Linked DNA regions of Homo sapiens: region 2 is linked to region 1. Evidence: chromatin contacts called from ENCODE Hi-C or POLR2A ChIA-PET data. All regions are on one chromosome and are shown on one strand. Each heading gives the region's core, a stretch centred on a gene start or an enhancer-like site at or near the end of the contact. The rest is flanking DNA. Distances are from core to core; before and after follow the strand shown.

The links. Hi-C counts contacts between places; a loop is a spot of excess contacts on that map. ChIA-PET counts read pairs that join two places held with the same protein, here RNA polymerase II (POLR2A). Pooled maps may share reads with other maps.
Region 2: a map of CD8-positive, alpha-beta T cell shows a loop between it and region 1 (2.9-fold over the local background). The contact joins two enhancer-like sites. A Hi-C loop is called at or near these places in 8 of 168 maps with a recorded cell type or tissue (CD4-positive, alpha-beta T cell, CD4-positive, alpha-beta memory T cell, CD8-positive, alpha-beta T cell and 4 more), 10 of 37 single-sample maps with no recorded cell type and 17 of 50 pooled maps. POLR2A ChIA-PET finds 5 or more read pairs at or near these places in 21 of 52 experiments (CD4-positive, alpha-beta T cell, CD4-positive, alpha-beta memory T cell, CD8-positive, alpha-beta memory T cell and 13 more).

What each region holds. Positions count from the first base shown.
Region 1 is chr6:16,653,473-16,656,154 of GRCh38, forward strand. All of the region lies in intron 3 of ATXN1 (ataxin 1), which reads right to left. Among named protein-coding and RNA genes, the nearest start is that of ATXN1-AS1, 110 kb to the right of the region's middle. RefSeq lists an enhancer at 1,525-1,614. Within about 2 kb of position 1,344, at least 2 of the 41 ENCODE cell types and tissues checked have a DNase peak (open chromatin) inside an H3K27ac peak, as active enhancers do; they include CD4-positive, alpha-beta T cell and CD8-positive, alpha-beta T cell, where a contact is called at or near this core.
Region 2 is chr6:16,698,211-16,700,892 of GRCh38, forward strand. All of the region lies in intron 2 of ATXN1 (ataxin 1), which reads right to left. Among named protein-coding and RNA genes, the nearest start is that of ATXN1-AS1, 62 kb to the right of the region's middle. Within about 2 kb of position 1,366, at least 15 of the 41 ENCODE cell types and tissues checked have a DNase peak (open chromatin) inside an H3K27ac peak, as active enhancers do; they include CD4-positive, alpha-beta T cell and CD8-positive, alpha-beta T cell, where a contact is called at or near this core.

The sequences.
Region 1 (2,682 bases), core at 94-2,593:
TAAACTGCCAAGGGTAGCAGGTGTGGCTTTGGGAGCCAAGGATAAAGCTTCTAGTTTAGCACAGTCCGGTTCCTATCCTCAGATCTTTCTCCTAGCCTGCTGCTCCAGCCCAGCTCCTCATAGCTGATGTCCCCACTATCCCAATCTTAGTCAGGGGCTCCTGTCATTACCACCAACAGAGTTAGTGATTACAAAAGATAAAGAGACAAAAAAAGATTTCCAAAAGAGCCTCTGCCCTAGGGGAACACTTTACGTATTTGGAAGAAAGTGGGTTTCTAAAGGTTCAGAGAATATGCTGACCTCACATCCTGAAAAAGCTTGGCAACTGAAGAGGGAATGCAACCCTCATGGCTTGATGTTGCTTAGGTCAACAAGCAAATATTTCCTGGACACCTACCATAGGCTCAGACCTGGACCCTTTGCTGTGGGAGAGGAGGCAAAGAGGAGGATGCACAATTATTTTCAGATAGTTATTCTCAAACCTCAGTGTGCAAAAGTTAACTAAGGTGAGTTTCCTGGGTTCTACATCCCCAGAACTTCTGATTCATAAGCCTGGTGTTGCTGAATCTGCAACTTTAATAAACATATCCAAGAGATTCGGAAGCAGGAGGTACTGGGATTAGACCACCCTTGGGAAACACTGGTCTGTGATTTGATTCCTGCCTTGAAGCCATGTGCAACCCATGTGCAATTGTGCTGATGGCAAACACTCACAGAGTAATGCACAGCAGTACATTCTGTAAGAAGCAGGCCCTAAATGTGATAGAAGTTCATAAAGAGAGACTGCTCAGGGCCGGGCGCAGTGGCTTACACCTGTAATCTCAGCACTTTGGAAGGCCAAGGCAGATGGATCATGAGATCAAGAGATCAAGACCATCCTGGCCAACATGGTGAAACCCCATTTCTACTAAAAATAGAAAAATTAGCTGGGCACGGTGGCGCATGCCTGTAATCCCAGCTACTCAGGAGGCTGAGGCAAGAGAATTGCTTGAACCTGGGAGGCGAAGGTTGCAGTGAGCCAAGATTGCCACTGCACTCCAGCCTAGCAACAGACCCAAGACTCTGCCTTAAAAAAAAAAAAAAAAAAAAAAAAAGAGAGAGAGAGAGAGACCAGTCAGTGAAGTCCTGAGGATTCAGGGAAGACTTTGTAAGTGACAGCCAGGATTTGTGGTGAGGCAGAACTTTGATAGAGATAGTCCCCAAGCAACTGTCTTAATCAAACCTCCCGATTCAGCATGACAAAGTGGCCATGGCATACAGCATAAATGGAGAGGAAGATACAGGATAGAAAACCACCAGCAAACAGGTAAAGAGGGTTCCTATGTTGATTACAGGAAGGATACTGTCACCAGGAGAATCACAAAACTAGCACTTCCAGATAACACTGTGTTTGCATTTGCTTTCTACCACATTCATGTGGTTTCCTGCACTTCATAATTTAATATTTGTAAGAGAAAAAAAAATGCTGTTATGAAACCCCAATAATGCATCACTTGAAGGCAGAAAGCCAGCTGCTAACAAGAGTGACATCTGAGCATCATTTCTGAAGCTCTGCTTCAGAAAGGGGATGTTTAGTAAGAAAGAACAATAATAAATGCTATTCAACGTAAAACAAAGTGTGGGGATCCACAGGGTTAACAGGCTGGCCGGTAACCAGTAACACAATGACGGCAAGCACAGAGAAGGAAAAAGTCAGATCCCCTAAAGAAAAACAAAGGACAGTATTTCAAAAGAAGCCTATCTCACTTATTTGGATATAATATTCAGGCCAGGCACAGTGGTGCATGCCTGTAATCCCAGCACTTTGAGAGGCCAAGGCAGGATGATTGCTGGAGCCCAGGAGTTCCAGACCAGTCTGGACAACATAGCGAGACCTCGTATCTACAAAAAAATGGAAAAATTAGCCAGGCATGGTGGCGCGTGCCTGTAGTCTCGGCTACTGGTCTGTGATGATGATTCCTGCCCTGAAGCTGTGTGTACCCCTGATGGCGTGATGACAAACACTAACAGAACAACACATAGCAGTGCATTTTATATGATGCAGGCCCTAAATGTGACAGAAGTTCATAAAGAGAGACCAGTCAGCGAAGTCCTAAAAATTCAGTGAAGACTTTATGAATGACAGCCAGGATAGTCCCAGTCTCATATGGTCCCAGCACAAGCTACGATTGCACCACTGCAGTCCAGCCTGGGCAACAAAGAGAAAGAAACCCCGTCTCAAATAAATAAATAAATAAATAAATTAAAATTAAATACATAAAAATGAATATAATATTCATAAAGCACTGTGCCACATTTTTTTTTAATGTTGCAAGGGAATAAATTATTTACTGCGGGCCGGGTGCAGTGGTTCACATCTGTAATCCCAGCACTTTGGGAGGCTGAGGCAGGCGGATCACCTGAGGTGAGGAGATCGAGACCATCCTGGCTAACATGGTGAAACCCCAGCTCTACTAAAAATACAAAAATTAGCTGGGCATGGTGGCACGCATCTGTAGTCCCAGCTACTCGGGAGGTTGAGGCAGGAGAATCGCTTGAACCTGGGAGGTGGAGGTTGCAGTGAACTGAGACTGTGCCACTGCACTCCAGCCTGGTGACAGAGCAAGACTCCATCTCAAAAAAAAAAAAAACAAAAAAATTATTTACTGCAGATGCTGACAGTCCTGTTTGACCAAAGGGCTG
Region 2 (2,682 bases), core at 116-2,615, 45 kb after region 1:
AGTCTAAACACATCACTCTATCATTAGTGACTGTTGCTGAAGAAGGGCTTCACTGAAATATGATTGTATTAACATGTGAGGAAGCTGAAATGAATTTTCTTTAGAGCAGCTCATAGTACCAACCACTCCCTGCCCCTCCCATTCTCACTCCCAGTAGCTGGGAGATGATGCTTCATTGTTCTAAGCTTAGACTTAATACAACACTGCACTTTTCTTAAACAAATAAACCTTTTGCTAAAGTGGATTAAAACATCTCAACAGCTACGGCACACATGCAGTCATTAAAGACTGTTCAGCATATAGACAGATAATTTCCACAGTGTATGGTTTAAGAAGTTAAACAGAAAGTTAACAGAGAAACTGTTCTTGAAGTATGAGAATGATTAAGTGGAAATGTTAAATTTTCAAGGCAAAGTATTTTTTAAATAACCTCAAAAATTAAAAAAAAAAAAAAAAAAAAGATCTTCACTGAAGCTAAAAAGACATGACCAATGAAGGAAAAGCATTAAATTAGGAGTCTGGAGTCTGGTTTTCAGCCTCAGCCATCAAACAAACAGGCTGTGTGTTGTAGGAGTGGTCATTTAACCGCACTAAGCCTCAAATGTTTCCTCTGTAAAATTAGAACATTAGGTTCAATTAAAGCCATTTAAGCTTTAAAATTCTACGATTGTCCGTCCAATTCAATAAAATAAACTGTATTTAATAATACCTGCTTTTTCAACTAAGCTAATTTTTTAAAAGGCAGAAAATCTAACCAGAAAAGAATAAAAAATGTTTAACTTGTACAACATAAACTTTGTCCAGAAATCAGTATCTGCTCTTCCAAAGAAAAATAGCCTTTTGTTTTCTATTGTTCAGTGTACAGCTTACCACTAAGCAAGGAATAAATGTGGGGCTACAGTTCATCTGTATGTGCCAGCATGTTACTTTCAAGGGTTCAGTAGCTCCACGGCAGAAAGAAACTTCTCTATTACTCACTATTAAACTGCATTTCAAAACCTACAAAAACAGCTCCAAAATTAAGCCAGCAAAATGTTGCTGTCATCCATCTGAACCTGTTAGAAATCTCAAGCTCGTCATAGAATCTTTGACCTCACCATTCAATGTTTTACAAATTGAGTAACTATGTCCCTGTCATTTACTACTAAAATGACAAAAATAAAAATAAAAGGTAAAGAGAACACTGAAGGTTAGGAGTAGGTGAGGATGGGAAAAGGGAAGAACAAACATGTCCGGCTGAATTCAGAGCTAGATTCCAAGTGGGTTTCAGGGAGGACTGAAGTCAGAGAACTGCAAATGTTGTTTCACCATCTGTTTATTCACAGCTTTACCTTTGACTCATCAGAGTGAGGTCTGAAAACTGTTTGTGGGTCATAGTAAAAAGAGTTCTGAAGGACAATGTGACTTCCAGGGAGAGGTAAGCCAACCTACACTGCATGAGCCAGCAGAGCAGACACTGAAAGGTGATAAGAAGAAAAAGAAGCACTTGTTTTTATTAACGTAAGACCTCACCAACTTCCTCAGACTTCCCCAAATGAAATGTCAGACTCGCATGATTCTGAGTAAGAATCAACTGTGTCCCTTAGAAGAAAAACATCCCAAATTCAGTGATAATCGTGGGCCATTCTTTTTGACCAAATAGATTTTGCTCACGAACATTTTTTTAATGTAAATTTCCCAGTAGGAAGCAACACAGTACAGAGTTTTAAAAAATAAAATTCTTAATCCGCTCAGGATGAAACACACTACTTAAAATAAACTGAATGACACCTAAAATGATCCGCTGAATGAAAAGAAAAGCTATTCCAAGTCACAAAATAAACTATTATTAAGCCATGGAAGCTTACTCTGTATTCTCACTCTCCTTTTCAGTGACATTTTTATGAAACACATGTGGTAGGCAGTTTGTGCTTTGCAGCAGAGAAAACTCAAATAATGCTTTCCCAATTAAAAAAATCCTGGGGTCTTCCAGGACCGGCCCTTCCTTGTTCTCCTCCATGCTGGTCAAACTGGCGATCTGGACAGGCTCTTTGGAGCAAGGTGCTCAACTCTTGAAGAATAGTATTGGCAAGGACTTGGGGATGTACTTCTCTGCATCTGGGGTGCAGAAAAGATAAGAACACAGTCCCTGATTTGCCTCTGCCCCTGTTCTTATGTTTCTGCTGGTGCATATCTTGCTGTGCTCTGCAACCCCCACCAGCCGACCCCTTACGGCCATTCCTACTCGCTGCCTGACAACATGATCAAAGGAGGGTGGAAGAGGAGAGCCAAGTTTAATAACCTTACCAGGAGATCAGATTGTCTGGGGCCAAGCAGAAGTCCTGAGATAGCTGCTGAATCCTGGCCATTTACAGAGCAGCACAAAACTAGTCCTGTTCCTTTTCCTGCCGCGGTTGCCATGGCCGACCCAAACAATATACCCCAGCTTCAGCCTCCTTTGGCTTCCTAACCGCCACCCACAGACCTCCAAACGTGGGCAGGAGGAGGTGAAAACTGCTCACCGATGGGAATTGAGGAGCTAGGTAGAGGATGGAAAGGGGATCTGGGCTGCAGATCAGCCCGGAGGGTGTAACGTGGTAAGCAGACGTGCTGCTTTTAGCTGCTAGGCTTTGCTTCTGTGAGTTTTCACCTCATTTCTAAGTGGAAAACAGATCTTAAGAAGAAAAAGAAACCAGCTAAAAA